Linked DNA regions of Homo sapiens: region 1 is linked to region 2. A link is an interaction called in ENCODE POLR2A ChIA-PET data of the cell type or tissue named here. Cell type or tissue: GM12878. All regions are shown on one strand. Each heading gives the region's core, and the rest is flanking DNA. Links, peaks and the distances in the headings are about the cores only. Region 1 overlaps FHOD1 (formin homology 2 domain containing 1). Region 2 overlaps CBFB (core-binding factor subunit beta).

What was found. Peaks named below come from ENCODE experiments on the same cell type or tissue, not always from the same donor. Only the 100,000 strongest peaks of a DNase experiment are listed, where the experiment ranks them.
Region 1: POLR2A ChIA-PET joins it to region 2 with 11 read pairs; 2 of 35 experiments call an interaction of 5 or more read pairs at or near these places.

The regions. Positions count from the first base shown.
Region 1 is chr16:67,229,846-67,236,227 of GRCh38, forward strand. FHOD1 (formin homology 2 domain containing 1) reads right to left here. Exons shown (of 22, transcript NM_013241.3): 12 at 4,512-4,627; 13 at 3,812-4,422; 14 at 2,194-2,349; 15 at 1,792-1,974; 16 at 1,585-1,704; 17 at 1,343-1,504; 18 at 756-946; 19 at 469-661; 20 at 221-383; 21 at 1-145. Among named protein-coding and RNA genes, the nearest start is that of TMEM208, 5.9 kb to the left of the region's middle. RefSeq lists enhancers at 1,511-2,012, 2,013-2,512. In GM12878, for the core only: no CTCF peak of the experiment used is centred there; no DNase peak of the experiment used is centred there.
Region 2 is chr16:67,078,566-67,091,528 of GRCh38, forward strand. It overlaps CBFB (core-binding factor subunit beta), which reads left to right. Exons shown (of 6, transcript NM_022845.3): 5 at 3,648-3,743. Among named protein-coding and RNA genes, the nearest start is that of PHAF1, 25 kb to the right of the region's middle. In GM12878, for the core only: no CTCF peak of the experiment used is centred there; a DNase peak (open chromatin) is centred at 5,975.

The sequences.
Region 1 (6,382 bases), core at 1-2,500, 150 kb after region 2:
GGACTGCTCTTGGTCACTGACTGCACCAGAAGGTCCATGATCTCATCTGATGTATCACTGGGTAAACTGGAGCCTGGGGGTTCTTCTGGGGATGCAGTGGAGGGCCCCACTGTGGGCATGATTGGGGAGCTGCTCTGGACCATGCCTGAGGAAGGCCAGATAGCAAAGTCAGGCCAAGGTGGCACTGGAGCCCATTCCCCACAGCTGCTATGGGCCTCACCTCTGCTGCGGCGATTGTGTGTGGTGTCCTCAGGCCTGCTGGTCAGCAGACTCTTCATACTAGCATGACTGTCAGCATCTCCCCGGCCTGGCCCGCTGCTCACTGCTACTGGGACAGAGGGGTTGCTGGGGGCTTCCCCAGCCACACCTGAGAACTTCTCTGTCTGGAGAAAGAAGAAGGGTGAGCTGGGAGGAGCGAAGGAAACCAAGGAGGTGGCAGTCAAGACTAAGACCTGGAAGGGCACCCACCTCGGTGATCATGCGTCCCCGGGTCTTGTTGCGCTCACGGTATGTGGCCTGCTTCTGCTGCTGCTGTAGCACTCGTTCCCGGCAAGTCCGATACTCAAGCGCAAATTCCCGCAGCGTGTGGCAGAACTGCATGATGCGCACTTCACGGGCCGCCTGCGGGGTGTAGCCCAGGTAGAGCAGGAAGGCATGGAACCTAGGCAGGTCAGAGTAGGGAGGGACAGTAAGTCCTGCTTATTGTCTGAGGGAGGGTGGTGGCCGTCCTGCCTCTCTTGGGTCCATGCCCCTACCTATTGCAGACACGGCGGTGCACTATCCTTAGCATGGCAACACGGCGGGCACACTGGTCCAGGAAGTGGGTGAGGCGGGCACGCAGGGCTGGGGCCAGCTCATGCTTGGCCAAGCTCCGCAGGCTCTCCTCGGCTGCCCGGCTCCGGCGCTCCAGCTGCCCCAGGTTCTCAGTCAGCTGTTCAAAGTCCACCTGAGAAAGCAAGGGGGTGCACATACTGTCCCCCCACACCCTGTAGACAAGACATGGCCCGAGGCTGCTTCTGGGCCAGAGTGGCCAGCTTGGGCCCTAAGGACACAGACATCCAAATCTCATAGACTAGTGCAAGAGACACAAGTCCATCTGATGTGAATGGGGAGCAGAAGGTTTACTGGGGGAAGTGGCAGTTAAACAGACCCAAAGACTGAGTAGGTGTGGCCAGGCCAATAGAGGAAAGAGCATTTCTGGCAGAGGGCATAGCTCACACCCAGGTGGCTGGAGCAAGCCCTGGCACAGCAGCCCAAATGGGGAGAAGGGGGAGGAGCCAGGCCCAGGAAGCAGCGCTCCTCATGCCTTGTCCGGCCTTGGTTGATTCTGGCAGGTGCTAACCTTGGCACAGCGGGTCAGGGCAGGGATTTCTGAATAGAGGTCAGAGGACTCAGGCCGGGTCTGGAGCACTAGGGAGCAGAGATGGTGTAGCAGTGACTGTCGACGCACCGTGTCCTTCACCTCTGACACCTTCTCCAGGTAGCTCAGCTCAAAGCCGCTGCTCTGAAAGGACCCTTTCTGAGCCTGGGCCTGGTTGGCTCCAGAACCCTGACTCCCCCTAGTCCCCATGTACTCTCACTCACCTGGGAGCCATTGAGGAAGTTGCCCACCGCTAGGAGGGTAGCCAGGATGCAGCGGAAGGTGGCATTCTGTACCAGCTGTTCCATACCCACTTTCAGGTCAAACAGTGGCTCAGCAATTTCCTGGTATGGGAGACCAGGGACTCTCAGACTACATGGTCATGATGCTTACCTGTCCCTACTGACTGTCCCACTCCAAGACCCAGGTACCCGCTCCATGCTGTCATAGTCCAGCTTGAAGGCCCAGAGTTGTAGACGAGCAGCGAGGCCGCCAATGGAGGCAAGAGTCATCAGGAAGTTCTCGGCTGGGCCCAGGGGTATGTCAGGGTTGGCCAGCTGGGCTTCCTCAATCTTCTGCCGCTCTTCCTCCGTGGGCATCATGGTCAGTAGCTTCTGAGGATGTAGCCAGAGCCTGACATGGCCCCCTCAATGCAGGCCTGAGGCCTGAGGCATTGGTCTTGACCCCTCAGTCATCTAGGGGAGGCCCCAGTGTCTGGGGACTGCCCTGCAGAAATGCCAAGCCCATGCCCACCACCAGAGGGACAGGAAATGCCCACCTACCAAAGGAGAAGGCCAGACCTCCCCCCAACACCCATAGCTGGGTGACCTCACCTCAATGCCATCCTTGCTGACAGCAAACTCATCAAAGTTGAGCAGAGCAGCCTTAATGACATGCACAGGTGGCAGTGTGGTTAGGCCGATGTTGATGGCGTTGCTGCGCTTGGGGTCCAGCACTGTGGTCATTGTCCGGCGGCCCTCTCCAGCTTTCTGCATGGTTGGGGGAAGGGCAGTGTAAGACTGAGGAAGGGGGCCTGACGCGGTGGCTCACGCCTGTAATCCCAGCACTTTGGGAGGCCAAGGCGGGTGGACCACGAGGTCAGGAGATCGAGACCATCCTGGCTAACATGGTGAAACCCCATCTCTACTAAAAATACAAAAAAAATTAGCTGGGCGTGGTGGCGGGCACCTGTAGTCCCAGCTACTCGGGAGGCTGAGGCAGGAGAATGGCGTGAACCCGGGAGGCGGAGCTTGCAGTGAGCTGAGATCACACCATTGCACTACATCCTGGGTGACTGAGCAAGACTCTGTCTCAAAAAAAAAAAAAAAAAAAAAAAGACTGAGGAAGGGACTAGCTGGGACAGCAACCTCAGAGGGCACTCCAAGGCCCTCCTCTAGATTGCCAAATGATCCCACAACTGACAAACTGGCAACCTGGAATGTGTAAGTCATGGGGATGAGCTTAGATTCTTTTGAGACAGGGCCTGGCTCTACCATCTAGGCTGGAGTGCAGTGGTGCCATCATCGCCCACTGCAGCTTATCTTCTGGGATTTTCCTGCCTCAGCCTCCCAAGTAGCTGGGATTACAGGCGTGTACCACCATACCCAACTATTTTTTTTTTTAACATTTTTTTTTCCGCCTCCCAGGTTCAAGCAATTCTTTTGCCTCAGCCTCCCAAGTAGCTGGTATTGCAGGCATGAGCCACCACGCCCAGCTCATTTTCATATTTTTAGTAGAGACGGGGTTTCACCATGTTGGCCAGGCTGGTCTCAAACTCCTGGCCTCAAGTAATCTGCCTGCCTTGGCCTCCCAAAGTGCTGGGATTACAGGGGTGAGCCACCATGCCCGGCTAATTTTTTTTTTAACATTTATTTATTTTTATTTATTTAGTTATTTTTGAGACGAAGTCTTGCTCTTGTCCCCCAGGCTGGAGTGCAATGGTGCGATCTCGACTCACTGCAACCTCTACCTCCCGGGTTCAAGTGATTCTCCTGCCTCAGCCTCCCGAGTAGCTGGGATTACAGGTGCCCGCCACCACGCTTGGCTAATTTTGTGTTTTTAGTAGAGACGGGGTTTTGCTAATTTGACCAGGCTGGTCTCGAACTCCTGACCTCAAATGATCCACCTGCCTCGGCCTCCCAAGGTCCTGGGATTACAGGCATGAGCCACTACACCCAGACCAACTTTTAGTAGAGATAATGTCTCACTATGTTGCACAGGCTGGTCTCAAACTCTTGGATTACAGGTGTGAGCCACCATGCCCGGCCACATTTAGATTCTAGTTGGGGCACTGCTGATCCCTTGTTAGGAGACCTTGGACAATTTCCTACTCCTTTCTTTGCCTTGGTTTCCCCATGTGGGAAGTGAGTGACTAGCTCCAACAGGTCAGATCCTTAAGCTCTGATTCCCTCCTGCCTCCCTTGGGGCTACCTTGCAGATGAGTGGATTTACCTTGGAGGGCAGCACCTCTTTGGCACGAGACTCAAAGAGGTGTTCCAGTCGGGCCGTGTCCACTGAGACAGGGTCCAGTGAAGCCCAGAGGGTGGCGCAGGGCCCAAAGCGGCTTGCAGAGACTCCATGGCCCCCAGCCAGCTTCAGCTCACGCCAGAAAAGTTTTACTGTCTTCCTCTTAGTGGGGAGGGCTGAGCTGTCAGGCACTGAATGGGGAAGAGGGGCAGCCAGAGGTAGAGGTGGAGGTGGTGGGAAGGGGCCTTTGATGGGTGGGGGAGGTGGAAGTGGGGGAGGGGGGGGTACTCCCGAGAGCAGGGGCAGTGGGGGTGAGGGAGCTGGGATGTCTTTCCCAGCCTCCACAGACTCTACATTCAGCATGTCCTGGTCTTCATCCTCCCCTAGATCTGAAAAGTCCAGGTCCCCAATAGAGAGCCTGGGTGCACGGGTAGGGAGCTCCCAGATGGGCTCAGCCTTGGGGCTTGCTGGTATCAGTGGCTCCTTGGGCTCTGGTGCAAGGCTTCGCTGGGCCCGGAGCAGGACACAGGGGGCAGGGCTCTGGGGTGTTCTGGCTGCAGGGGCTGTCTCTGGGGAGTCCCAGAGTTGCCGGGCATCTAAAGAAAGGGAAGGAGCTGTCAGTGCCATGCCCCCTGTGGGGCAACAAAGCAACAGGCAGGCTCTGCCTGCTCACCCACCTACTCACCTGGGTGTCCACCCGCCTCATTGGGCATGGCCCCGGCAAGTGTCTCTGCCCGGCCCTGGGCCAGCGCAACCTGCTTCTCTGTTTCTGCTGCCGCCACATTCTCCAGGAACCGGGCTCTGAGGGAAGGTGCTTGTCACTGACAGCGTCTGACACACCCCAGCCCAGGTGTACATGCCTTGCTGAGCCCCTGGACACCACCCCCAATTGCAGGCACGCACAGACACACAGGGAACAGTCCATGCGCTGAGCAGACCAGAACCACACCCCCCCCAAGGCCAGCCCCTCTTCAGTCCTCCACATCTGGGGAGGATTACTACCAACCCAGCATTCCCAGGTGAAAACACAGGGAGAGGATCTACTTAACATCTAACTTGCAACCTCGTTCATGTTCACTGTCCTGGTTTTTTTTTGGTTGGTTTTTTTTTTAGAGACAGGGTCTCACTCTGTCAGTCACCCAGGCTGGAGTACAGTGGTGTGATCATAGCTCACTGCAGCCTCACTCTCCTGGGCTTGACCCTCAGCCTCCCAAGTAGCTGGGACTACAGACATGTGCCACCACGTCCAGCTGATTTTTTAATTTTTTTGAGGAGACAGGGTCTCACTGTGTTGTTCAGGCTGGCCTTGAATTCCTGGCCTCAAGCAGTCCTCCCACCTCAGCCTCCTGAAGTGCTGAGATTACAGGTGTGAATGATGCACCCAGCCAAATTTTAAAAAATTTCTTTGTAGAGATGAGGTCTTACTGTGTTGCCCAGGCTGGTGTCTTGAGTCTAGACAAGGACTCTTAGAGCAGGGGAAGGGGATAGCTGTCCCAATGGGCATATCAGGCTGTCCCTCCCTTGGCATGTCTGGTAGCTTCTGGGAGCCTATGCCCAGGAAAGGGCCTGGTAAACAGGCCAGGTGCGGTGGCTCACGCTTGTAATCCCAGCACTTTGGGAGGCAGAGGTGGGTGGATTACTTGAAGTCAGGAGTTCGAGACCAGCCTGGCCAACATGGTGAAACCCTGTCTCTACTAAAAATACAAAAATTACCCAGGTATCCTGGTGCAGGCCTATAATCCCAGCTACTTGGGAGGCTGAGGCAGGAGAATTGCTTGAACCTGGGAGGCAGAGGTTGCAGTGTGCTGAGATCACACCACTGCACTCCAGCCTTGGAGACCGAGCAAGACTCTGTCTCAAAAAAAAAAAAAACAAAAAAAAAACGGATGTGGTAAACAGTGGACCCTCAGTTTATGCTGAAATAATGGGTGCAATCCAGTGTTTCTTTTCTGGCCCCTCCAGCCTCTGTCAGCTCTCAGTCCCTGCCTTTCCCTCAGCCTTAGGTTACCCCTCCACCCCCACACCACACACCACACAGCACCCTAGGTCCCCTCCCTGCTCGCTTCTGAGCTGAAGACTTGGCAGAATGAGCCCCAGGTTGGGTGTCCACATCCCCATCTCTGGCTGCTAAGGTGTTGCTATTGAAGCACAGGGACCACTGTGACCCCAGTGAATTGGTTCCCAGTGCTTAGCCTTTGGGTTACCGAGGAGGCATATGTCTGGGAGAGGATAGGCCTGAGTCCCCCAGCTTTGGTTGCATCAGGCACGTGAAACCCCTGCTGGGGGAAGCAATGCTGAAGCCCTGAGCACATGGCAGGCCTGGCAGGCCGGCCTCTGTACTTACTCCAGCCTGGCCTGCCCAGGAGGGGACTGGGGGACGGGTGGGCTCTCAGGGGCCCTGGGTAGGGGGGATGAGAGGAAGAGATGGTAACTGTGGTGTCAGCTCCATGGTTGCTCATACCCACACAGAGCTAGGCAGTGATATTGGGGTTCCTTCCCAGCCGCAGTGGGAAGTGGGGGAAGGTATGACACGAGGAAACTGGAAGTGGAGGGGAG
Region 2 (12,963 bases), core at 4,951-7,450:
AGATCAAAACAGAAGATGGAACAAGAAAGTGAAGGCTACCAAATATCTCCTGGCTTATTTTGCTGCAAATATTAATAATGATACTTTTTATTCTTGTTTTGAAATGGAGTTTCGCTCTTGTTGCCCAGGCTGGAGTGCAATGGTGTGATCTTGGCTCACCGCAACCTCTGCCTTCAGGGGTTCAAGTGATTCTTCTGCCTCAGCCTCCCGAGTAGCTGGGATTACAGGGGCCTGCCACCATGCCTGGCTAATTTTTTGTATTTGTTTTTTAGTAGAGACGGGGTTTCACCATGTTGGCCAGGGCTGGTCTCTTCAACTCCCAAACTCAGGTGACCCACCGGCCTTGGCCTCCCAAAGTGCTTGAGCTTATAGGTGTGAGCCACCGCACCAGGCCCACAGTTTTTTCCTGTCATCGGCAGATGTGTCCCAGTTGATACCTAAGTGCATAGAAAGCCGTGGGAAATTGGGAACAGCATTCTTTTGCGGCTACCTCTGGCTTATATTATGTCCTGAGAATATAGTAGGTCCATGTTATGATGTTCAGTCAAATGTTTGAATTTTATGTATCCATAAGTGCTTGTTGAATAATAGCATTTATTGAATGCTGTCAGTATGCTTAAGCACTTTTTATGTGTTATTTAATCTTTACAACAATCTTGTTATAAAGTATTACTATGCCTTTCTTACATGTAAATTTACTGAGGCTTAGAGAAATGAAATAACATTGCCCTGGGTTATAAAGCTAGTAAGTGCATCACAAGAATGGGAATTTGATTACATCTTTCCATTCTGTTTACGTTATAGACATTGTCACTGAAAATTTTGAGTATTAGAAAACCCCACTGACAGTGACAAATAAAGGATTTATCACACAGAACAAGATATCCAGCAGTACACAGTCCAGGCCTGGTATAGCAAGCACTTAATTATGTTATCAGAGGCCCTGGGTCTTTTTTTTTTTTTTTTTTTTTTTGACCCCAACGTGATATGAGGTCTTTTAATCTTGCTGCTGTACCATGCTCATTGTGTGACTGTGTCCTCATTATTATGTTTGCAAGATGGCTGCTGCATCTCTGAGCACTGCATCAGTTCCTAAGAAGGTGGAATGGTGAAATGTCTCAAACTTTCTTGGAAGCCCCATTAGGTGACTTGTGTTTCTGTCTCATTGGCTACAACTGAGTTACGTGGCCACCCCTTGCTGCAGTGAATCTAGGAAAGTGAGTAGTATTGATGACTTTTCTGGTATTGTTTTGGATCTTTTCGTTTCTTCAAGTGTACCATCAAAAATCCTGGTATTCTGGCCAGACACAGTGGCTTACGCCTATAAGCCCAGGATTTTGGGAGGCCAAGTCAGGCAAATCACTTGAGGTCAGGAGTTCGAGACCAGCCGGGCATGATGATGCTCACCTGTAGTCCCAGCTACTCGGGAGGCTGAAGCAAGATAATTGCTTGAACCTGGGAGGTTGCAGTGAGCAGAGATCACACTGCTGTACTCCAGCCTGGGCAACAGAGTGAGACTCTGTCTCAAAAATAATAATAATAATAAATTCTAGTATTCAGAAGTGTGTGACGGCAAAGGCCAAGCATCCTGGGCTGTACACAGTGAGGGAGCTTTTTTAAGTTGGGGGCATTGTAGTCAGATTGTGCTTTAAAGGCATACTCCGATGGCTGTGTGGTAGATTGGGTTGAGGAGTGACCAAATGGAAGCAAGGAGAGACTGTTGAGGAGACTTTTGCAATGGTCTAAGTGAGATTTTAGGGGTCTGAACTAGGAGGAAACTTTTTATAGGAATGAAGAGGAGACTGAAGATTCCAAAAATATATAGGACATCAAGTGGGTAGGACTCAGTGGTTGATTGATTGTGGAGACAATGAGAGAGTGAAGAGTCAAAGATGATGGCTCAGGTTTCTTGCAGAAAAAAAAATGGTGCCACCAACAGAGACCAAAAAAGAGTAGAGAAGAAAGTTTAAGTTGGTTACCTTTTTAGATGCAATGAGTCCTGAGGTATCTGGGTTTCCTTCAGGTGCAGATCTTTAGCCACTAACTGGGAAAAGACAGATTTGTTATATGTTAATAAATATATTTTCCTTAATAATTTCCCTTGAGATTTTATTTGCTTTTTGTTGTCCAGAAGTTTCCAACATTTGTGTAGTCAGTGCTGTTCATCTTCATTTATATTTCTGGCTTTAGTTCATAGAGCATTTCTTTTCCCCAAATGATAGAAGTATTTACCACATTTGTTAGCCTTAAATATTGTATTCATCAGGATTTTATTTTGATGAGTAGGATTAAGTAGGTAAAGAAAACGGAAGAGCATTTTCAGTTGTTAGAATATGATTAACATGACTTATGTTTCCAAGGTGTGGCATAAAATATGAAATACTGAATTTTTCTTTTAAAAGTACCTCTGACTTTTTTTTATATATATACTTTTAAGTTTTAGGGTACGTGTACACAATGTGCAGATTAGTTACATATGTATACATGTGACATGCTGGTGCGCTGCAGCCACTAACTCGTCATCTAGCATTAGGTATATCTCCCAATGCTATCCCTCCCCCCTCCCCCCACCCCACAACAGTCCCCAGAGTGTGATGTTCCCCTTCCTGTGTCCATGTGTTCTCATTGTTCAATTCCCACCTATGAGTGAGAATATGCAGTGTTTGGTTTTTTGTTCTTGGCGATAGTTTACTGAGAATGATGATTTCCAGTTTCATCCATGTCCCTACAAAGGACATGAACTCATCCTTTTTTATGGCTGCATAGTATAAATCATGCTGCTATAAAGACACATGCACACGTATGTTTATTGTGGCACTGTTCACAATAGCAAAGACTTGGAACCAACCCAGATGTCCAACAATGATAGACTGGATTAAGAAAATCTGACTTTTTTTTTAATGGTGTTGATGTTTCAGAAATACTCTGCTGTTTGTTTCTGTCGGAATAAAAAAGGCTGGACAAGGTGGCTTGCACCTGTAATCCCAGCACTTTGGGAGGCCAAGACGGGAGGATCTCTTGAGGCCAGGAGTTTGAGACCAGCCTGGTCAACATAGCAAGACCCAGTCTCTACAAAAACTAAAAAAAAAAATTAACCAGGTGCAGTGGTGCGTGCCTGTAGTCCCAGCTGCTTGGGAGGCTGAGGCAGGAGAATTGCTGTAATGGGGTTAAGCCTATGATTTTCAGGTTGTGGTGAGCTATGATTCCACCACTGCACTTGTACTCCAGCCTGAGTAACAGAGCGGGATGCTGTTTCTTTTTTTTTTTCTTTTTTTTTCTTTTCCTTTTTTTTTGAGACAGGCTGGAGTGCAATGGCGCAATCTCGGCTCACTGCAACCTTCACCTCCTGGGTTTTAAGCTATTCTGCCTCAGCCTCCCAAGTAGCTGGGATTACAAACATGCGCCACAACATCCAGCTAATTTCTGTATTTTTAGTAGAGATGCGGTTTCACCATGTTGGTCAGGCTGGTGTCGAACTCCTGACCTCAAGTGATCTGCCCGCCTCGGCCTCCCAAAGTGCTGAGATTACAGGCGTGAGCCACTGCGCCCGGCCACTGTTTCAGGAAAAAAAAAAAAAAAACAAAACCCAAATATTGTATTTTTTTTATAAATCAAAATTAAAATAGGTATTTCATGTATTCTGACAGCAGGAGGATGCATTAGCACAACAGGCCTTTGAAGAGGCTCGGAGAAGGACACGCGAATTTGAAGATAGAGACAGGTCTCATCGGGAGGAAATGGAGGTGAGAGTTTCACAGCTGCTGGCAGTAACTGGTTAGTACTTTCCCCCAAACTCTCAGGCTGTGTTTGTGATGTTTGTGCATAATGCTTTTTAATAGTTTAATTTTGTCTTTCATTTTTAAAAAGTTGTACTCTCTGGCTTTGTGTTTATTAAATGTAATTGCTATAAAGAAATTTATTTTAATTTTAAAGTTGTACATCAATTCCTCATTCATTGGTCTTCATAAAAATCATTTACTATAATAAGGTATATTTTCTCTTAATTCATTTACTCAAAATCTCACCTCTTTTTTTCTTATTTTTCAAATTATTTGTAAAAATCAGCTTATGTTAACAGATTGCATATTTTTAGAACATTATTAAAACTCGAGTAATACTACTTTCCATTTTTCTATGAATATTTGTCTTGGTTTTATAACTATAATTGTCAGTCATTTGTGTGATTTTAACTAAAGGAAAATTTAATATTCAAACTATTCAAAGAACGGAATTAAACTTTTTCTTTTAACCTTTCTATTGTAAAATACAGAAACAGAAATCAACATTAACAAATCTGTAGCTTCCTTTGCTGGTTTACTTAGGATACATTTTTTAAAATAATAATAAATAAAAAAATCTATAGCCCAATGAATTACTGTAAGGTTAACATCCTTACAACCACGGTTTGGTCAAAAAATAAAACTTTGAGCCTGAGCAACTCTGTCTCTACAAAAAGTAAGAAAATTAGCTGGGTTTGGTGGCACATGCCTGTAGCTTTAGTCACTTGGTAGGCCAAGGTAGGAGAATCACTTGAGCCCTGGAGTTTGAGGTTACAGTGAGCAGTGATTGTGCCACTGTATTCCAGCCTGGATGACAGAGTGAGATCCTGCCTTTAGGAAATAAATAAATAATACATAAATAAACCTTTGACAGCTACCCCAGCAGCCCCTTCCATATATACATCTAATCATGACTTTCTCATGATTTCTGCTCAAAAGTAATCATTATTTTGATTTTTTTTTTTTTTTGAGATGGAGTCTTGCTCTGTCGCCCAGGCTGGAGTACAGTAGCGTGATCTCGGCTCACTGCAGCCTCTGCCTCCCAGGTTCAAGTGATTCTCCTGCCTCAGCATCCTGAGTAGCTGGGATTACAGGCGCACACCACCATGGCCGGCTAATTTTTGTATTTTTAGTATAGGCAGGGTTTCACCATGTTGGTCAGGCTGGTCTCGGACTCCTGACCTCATGATCCACCCACCTCAACCTCCCAAAGTGCTTGGATTGATTACAGGCGTGAGCCACTGCGTCTGGCCCATTATTTCAGTTTTTATAGTTAATTTATGTCTTGTGTTTCTTTAGTTTTAGCACCCATTGAAGTTTAGTCTTGCCCAGTTTTAAAATTTGAGCTTTTTTCCCCCCACTTTTTTAAATCTACCATGTTGGTTTCTGAATTTTGATGTGTCTTTTAATTGACAATGGAATTTTAATTTTTTTACACAAAATTGTACTCTGCTTTAAACAGACCTCAATTATAAAAATTAATATTCAAAGTATATACAAATTGTTCAGAAATACAGATTTTCTTTAAAAATTATATTCTAGGGCCAGATGCTATGGCTCACACTTGTAATCCCAGCACTTTGGGAGGCTGAGGTGGGAGGATTGCTTGAGGCTGGGAATTTTAGACCATCTTGGGCAAAATAGCAAGCCCCCATCTCTGCAAAAAATAAAAAATTAGCCAGCATGGTGGCACATGCCTGTTGTCCTAGCTACTCAGGAGGCTGAAGCAGGGGGATAGCTTGAGCCTAGGCGCTTAAGGCTGCAGGAGCTATGATCGTGCCACTGTACTCCAGCCTGGATGACAGAGCAGGACCCTACCTCAAAAAAAAAAAAAAAAAAAAAAAAGTATATTCTAGCAAAAATAATCAAGATAAGAACTAATGTGTTTGAAAAAGAGTGTTGTCAAATGTTACTGTATATCATGCTTCAAGTTTATAAACTTTGTATCAACATGAACATTTCATACAAGAAGAAATAGAAAAAGCACACATTCATCTTTGATAATCAAAACACATTAAAATATAATTATAATATATCAACTAAACAGAACCATTTCCAGGTGTTAAAAATCAGTATTAGGTACCTAAGATTGTTAAATTCATGTCCTATATACTTTTGGAATCTACAGACAGTAGAATAGTGGTTGCCGGGGAAATGGGGGTTAGTTATTTAAAGAGTATAGAGTTTCAGTTTTGCAAGATGAAGAGAGTTCTAGTTGGTTGCACAACAGTGTGAATGTACTTAACACTACTGAGTGTATGCTTTAAAAATGGCTAAGATGGTAAGTTTTATGATATGTGTATTTCACCACTTTTTTTAAGTTTTTAAGTCAATGTTACATAATGAAGAAAATTTGTGGTTTTTTTCCAAGCACAAAATTATATGTACACTATTGTTTAAATTAAGGTGTGTGTGCATACGTGTGTGTGTGTGTGCGTGCATGGGTGCAGACAGTGGCTAAGAGCCCAGACTCTACAGCCAGACAGAAGTCTGAATCTGGCTCTGTCATTTACTTTGTCAGCTTGGACAGCTTACTTCACTTTTCTATGACTGAGTTTCCTCATCTACAAAATAGGAGTAATAATCCTGCCTGTCTCATATGGTCATTGTGAGGATTAAATGAGTAAATACATGTGAAACCACTTTTAGCGTATGTGCCACTGACTAGGTGTCAGGTGCTATTATTATTGTTAATATTATTTAAAGTATTACATAAAATTTCTAGTTGTGTTAAAATATATTTACTTAGAATACATTTAAAAATCAAGCCTATTTGGTGGTTAGTGTATGAAATAAATTGTGTGTGTGTGTGTGTGTCTCTGTGTGTGTCTCTGTGTGTGTGTGTGATGGAGTCTCATTCTGTCGCCCAGGCTGGAGTGCAGTGGCACAATGTCGGCTCACCGCAACCTCTGCCTCCCGGGTTCAAGCGATTCTCCTGCCTCAGTCTTCTGAGTAGCTGGGATTACAGGTTCCTGCCAGCACGCCCGGCAAATTTTTGTATTTTTAGTAGACACGAGGTTTCACCATGTTGGTCAGGCTGGTCTCAAACACCTGACCTCGGGTGATCTACCTGCCTCAGCCTCCCAAAGTGCTGGGATTACAGGAGTGAGCCACCGTGCCCAGACTTGAAATAAAATTTAATATCTTTTTTTTGGGTGGGGGTGGGGGGAGATGGGGTCTCACTCTGTTGCCCAGGCAGAAGTGCAGTGGTGTGAACATGATTCACTGTAGCCTCAACCTCGTGGGCTCAAGCAGTTCTCCCTCCTTGACCTCCCAAAGTGCTGGGATTACAGATGTGAACCACTGCACCCAGCCTAAAATTTAGTATCTTTTTTTTTTTTTTTTTTTTTTGAGACGGAGTCTCGCTCTGTCGCCCAGGCTGGAGTGCAGTGGCGCATTCTCAGCTCACTGCAAGCTCCGCCTCCCTGGTTCAAGCCATTCTTCTGCCTCAGCCTCCCGAGTAGCTGGGACCACAGGCGCCCGCCACCATGCCCGGCTAATTTTTTGTATTTTTTAGTAGAGACGGGGTTTCACCGTGTTAGCCAGGATGGTCTCGATCTCCTGACCTCGTGATCTGCCCGCCTTGGCCTCCCAAAGAGCTGGGATTACAGGCTTGAGCCACTGTGCCCGGCTTAAAATTTAGTATCTTTTAGTGATTGCTAGATCTCTTTGTCAGTGAGTTAATTAATCTAATGGGCTGATAGCAGCTGAGGATGTCCCCAAGAATACTTGTTAGCTAAGAGAAGAAAATGGAGGGATATATGTGATACTTGTTTTCTTTGATGCTGTTGTAATTCTTGTGATTTTCATATATGTGAATACAAGACTTCCACACCATGCCCTTTCTTTCGGTATCTGTAAAATTTAGAAGCTTTAAAATGTATAATGTACATTTGTTACATTTCTGAACCTTTTTGCTCATGCTCTTTGTTCCCTGATGTAGAATGTTCTTTTCTGTCCGTCAAGGCCCAACCTGAATGTTGTCATTAAATGTCAGGCCTTTCCTCAGTCTTCTTAGTCATAATCATAAAGCCCTTCCATTCTGTAGCACTTTTTATTTCTACTAGTGTTCTTATTGAACAACATGTTGAAACAATTATAAACATTTGTGCCCTCCACTTTATGGCAATCCCATGAGATGGAGCCCCTGATTTTTGTGTCTTCCACATTACCTACCACAATCCTTTGTACACTGCTTAGTTGTTCATTGGATATCTTCAAAAAACAGCCCCTATCCTGCCTGTCTGAAAACTAGAATTATAGGAGAGCCTGCTATGATAGTTCATGTAGATAATACATATTAATGGTCTCTGGAAAGATTCTAAATATTTATAATGTGTTGGTTTATATTAACTAGTTAAGTAAAGTAATAAACCCCAAGTGTGTTGGTCTGTATTCTGCATTAGGGACTGAGAAATATATAGATGAAAATGCATTGTTTCTGTCTTTGATCAGCTGTCAGTCTTGTGGGAAAATGATGGATAAACAGATCATTGCAGTGTACTTTAGCAACCACCATACATAATGGAGGTTCAAAAGGGACAGCAGCAGTGTAGAGGAAGCTTAAGTCTGCCTCTGCTTGGGAAATTCACAGGGTAGTATACTTAGAGGGATTTGAAGGAAGAGTGTGTTTTGCCAGCTGTTCAAGTTGGAGAAAGCATTCTGGGCAGGACAAACAGTGTATGCAAAGGCATGGAGGAGTAAGGAGGAGTAAGAGAGCCTGCCAAGTCAAGAGAGTGTGATTGGTCAGTATTTCTGGAGCAAGCTAACATGGCTTTAAATGAATATAGGAATCATTTTCTAAAAAGTGCTCTTCAGCTACATTATATTTGGAGATTAACTATTTGACAATTAATGGAACAACTGTTGAAAGCTTTTGTATGTATTTTGCTTTACATAAAACTCTAGATTAATTGACTAAGAATTTTCTATTCTAAATTGTGGTGGCTCACACCTTTAATCTCAGCACCTTGGGAGGCTGAGGGAGGATTGCTTGAGCCCAGGAGTTCAAGACCAGCCTGGGCAACACAGCAAGACTTTGTCTCTACAAAAAATTTAAAAACTAGCTAGGCATGGTAGCATGTGCCTGTGTTCCCAGCTACTTGGGAGGCTAGGTGGGAGGATCGCTTGAGCCCAGGAGGTCAAGGCTGTAGTGAACTATGATTGTGACACTGCACTCCAGCCTGGGCAACAGAGCAAGACCCTGTCTCCCTGACCCCACAAAAAGAAATAAATACATTGTTAATTTGATTTTTCTAATTTAAAATGTTGGAAGAATATTTTGGTATGTGAGTTTATATGTATATATGAACAGAAATATAGTCTGTTGATAGAAGTGTCACATAATTTGTTGCTCAGATAGATTGTTTCTACTTGTTTTTTTGTCAGTGATTGAGAGCATGGGCTTTGTAGTCAGGCCTAGTTGAGATTCCTGCTCCGTCACTTGCCTCAAGAGCCCTAATTTTCTCACAGAATTTGAGTATTAAATGGGAAAATGCTTGTAAAGCACTTAGTATGATGCTTGGTATGTGTATGCCTACAGTAAATAATAGCTCTGAAGTACTTCTTTTTAGCACTAAAAGCTCCACCATAATGCTGGTTCCAGTTAATTGAATTATTTGGCTAACAAGAACATCCTTTTAGTTCTCTGAAGTGTATCAAGGCACTTTCCCTACATTATGACCTAGAGCATAGAGAAAAGAGTTATATTTTCATCAATGATTTAAGATCCTGTAGTCCCTTATGGCAGTAATTTAAAACATCAGTTCTTGTAGAGAACTGTCATCTGGAAAATTGGGCTGGAATCTGACTCCAGCACATGCACTGGCAATCACATAGGGGAGTTTGGGGTTTGTGTGTCTTTTGGCACTTAGCGTGTATATATTTTGCTTCTTTGTCTTTTTTTTCCATCCATAAAAAATTCCTAATGTCACCTTATTTTCTTGCAGTTTACCTTCTTTTTCCTAAAAAGAGAATATTGGAGAAAAATGTTGTTTCCCCTCTGTGATTCAGATTATCTTTAGAGATTCAAACATCATCTAATCTAACATTATTACAGTTGATAAAACTGAGAGTCTCCAAAAAATTAATTGACTTGCTCTCCCTCAAATATTTGGTTAATGGAAGAAACAGTGAGTATTTAAACCAGTTTCCTAACCAGGAGGCCTGCACAAATACAGCTTAGCGCTGGGAAATTAATTTCCACACCACCCGTAAAGATGCTTAAGCTGAAAAATAAAATCTGCCAGGAGAGATTAAGAACCGTTTTGCCTGGAATAGAAAAGGCTGAGGCAGAAAAGAAAAATAATGGTTCTAGTGGGTGGTCCTGATGCCTGACTGGAGAGGAGGGCCAGAGAACAGTGGTAACTCATGGGTGGCAGCAAGTCAGTAAACGGCCTGTGGAAGCTTGAGATCCTAGCAGCACAGAGGTTTAGGGATGTCCTCCACTGTTTGGATAACTTCTGAGGCCTCCAGCCCTGCCATGCTAAACTTGTAACAGTGGTGCTCGTGAGTATTTAATCTATGTGTAAGGTTAAGATTACTAAGGGGGGAAGCAGAACTCCAAGTGGTTGGTGGCCCAAGGGGTTTTGATTTTCAACAGTGTCTTTTAACCTGAAACTAGTTATAAAATTCCTTGAGCATTCTTCCATTTCACCATGTGTAAAATTTAGAAAGTTTTCGATCCTTCATGATAGGATTTAGTGTTTTCTTTTTCTCATTTTTCTGGAACAGCCTATTTCAGTAGTACAATATTTTCTTTACCTTTCAGAGGTAATGGCAGATTATCATTAACTTGAAATGAGAAACTATAGTGAAATGAAGAAGCATTGTTTATGTTAGTAACCTTTACCAAATACTCTTGTCATTGATATACATTAAAATGATATACATAAGGTACACAGTACTGTGTATAATATCTTACTCTCTGGGTATTTTTCCTACTCTGTGGGTAATTTTTGTTTAAATGTGCATAGTCATTCTCTAGTAGAATATCTAAGAAACTGGAACTAGAAACTATGGGGGAGAACCAGGTACCTGGGGGACAAAATAAGCAAATTATTATTTTTCACTGTGTATCTTCTGTACCTTATGAATTTTGTATCATTAATTATTTAGAAAAAAATAAAATTTGCTTTCAGTATTACACAGAATAATGAAAACAGAAGATTCTAGACCTTGCTATCTCTATTCTCTGGCATATAGGCTGTTTTTTATGTGAAACCCTTCCTCCATTTGAAATTGTATACAGAGCCCCACTGTATAAAACAGTTTTTTTAAAAGGCACTGCTCTGGGCAAAGCCAGGGTAGGGATTGTTCTGGTCTCCCTCTGGTGTCCCTGGGGGTGTTTTTACGGAACCCAGTGGGTGGCAGAACATAATGAGGACTCTGGATGTAGTGGAATGAGCACAAGGTTTTGCATCCCGGCTCCACTACTTGTTGCCATATAGCATTGAGAAAGTTGCTTATTCTCATTGAGCCTCATCAGTAAAAACTCCCTCCCAGGTTGTTGCAGAGCTCAGTATCTGAGGCTTAGAATGGGGACTCAGTGGAAGCCAGTTTCTTTACCCCTTCTTTCTGTGTACTTGGCTCACAATATATCTGGAGTGGCAGGAAAACAGTAAAAGTAGTCATATCCTAACTTTAGACTATGAAAGTCGAAGATACTATTTTGCCAAGCCATTTTAGATTCTGGTGTTTTTTGTTTGGTTGGTTGGTTTGGTTTTTTAAAACAACCAGTAAAGGATTTTGGACTTTTCTTGGCTCTGTTGGAGGCTACCAGTTACTGTGGGGATTGAGTAGTGACTAGAAGTGGGTATGAAGAGAACTTCCCATGTTCTGGTAATGTTAGTTCTTGACCTGGGTGCTAGTTAGGTGGGTGTGTTCGCTTTGTGAAAATTCTTCATTACATACTTAACAATTTGGGCACTATTCTGTACTTGTATAAAAAGAAGGCTTTTAAAAATAAAAAATAATCACAGACGTTACTTTTGTGAAATGCTCTCCATTGGCATCTGTTGCTATATAGAAGCATCCTAGCACCTTTTCTGTCTGAGAATCCTTCCTTGATCTGAAAATGTTGACATGTTTCCCATGACCTTTCTTTTTGGGGTATATATGTCTATAACTAATTCAAATGTCTTTTGTGAAGGAAGATGGAGGTTAATAAAGGACAGATTTCATGCTCTGATCATAGTTGAGTTAGAAAGATAGCAACTTGTACACTAGTCTCTGTTTCCAGAGACTGCCTTCAACTTGATTGGCCTTTTGACCTAAAACTGTAATATAGCACTCTTGGCTTTTAACTCAGCTCCAAGGTGACAGGGTGCTTAAAGATATTTTCTCTATTATCTTAAAAATGCCTACATTTGGTTAGATTATAAAGTGGCAGCAAATAAATGGTTGTCTTTAATGTCAGAGAATGGGTAAATTATTGTTTATCCTACTATGAGCAATTTTAATACAATTCAAATCATAGAATTTTATGTGGAAACTATTTGGAAATAAAAACAGGCAAAAAGTTTTATGTGGTTTTTGTATTTGTATTTTGCATAGTTTTGGGGCCTTCAATTCTGTGTGGTCCAAGAAAAAAATCTCAGCCTCTATTTATTTTAAATTTCCGAAGACTTCAGTTTTCAAATTATTTAACTCTACCAATATTCTTTCTTGTGTATGGATAAATCAGCATGAGAATATGTCTGTGCTAGGCCTTCCTGGGTTGTGTTTTGGGTAATGGCAGTAGATGAGAATGAACTGGGAGTATGAACTCAGACTGAGAATGAGAATCGGAAGAAGATTAATGAAGGAGGAAAAGGATACGAAATCTGACTTCCCCCACTACCAGAGGAAGAGAGTCTTGGTTCTCTATCAGAGGAGCAATAGACTTTATTAAGATTTATTTTTGTTTTAGCCTTGTTTTAGTTTCTAAAAATTATTCTATCTGCAGGATATGGATTTTTCAACATTTGAATAGTTATTTGAAAAGTTCATAAATGGAAATGGGAAGTGATGAACAGCTTTGTTATAATAACAGCATCATGAGTGCATCCTATGTGCCAGGCAGTGTACATTATAATTTTGGCTTTATATTTGATCTTTAAATGCTCTTGTAAGTTACCTCTTCATTTTGAGGAACCGAGGCTAAGAGAGGATAAGAAACTTGCCTAAGGTGACATAGCTGAAGTGG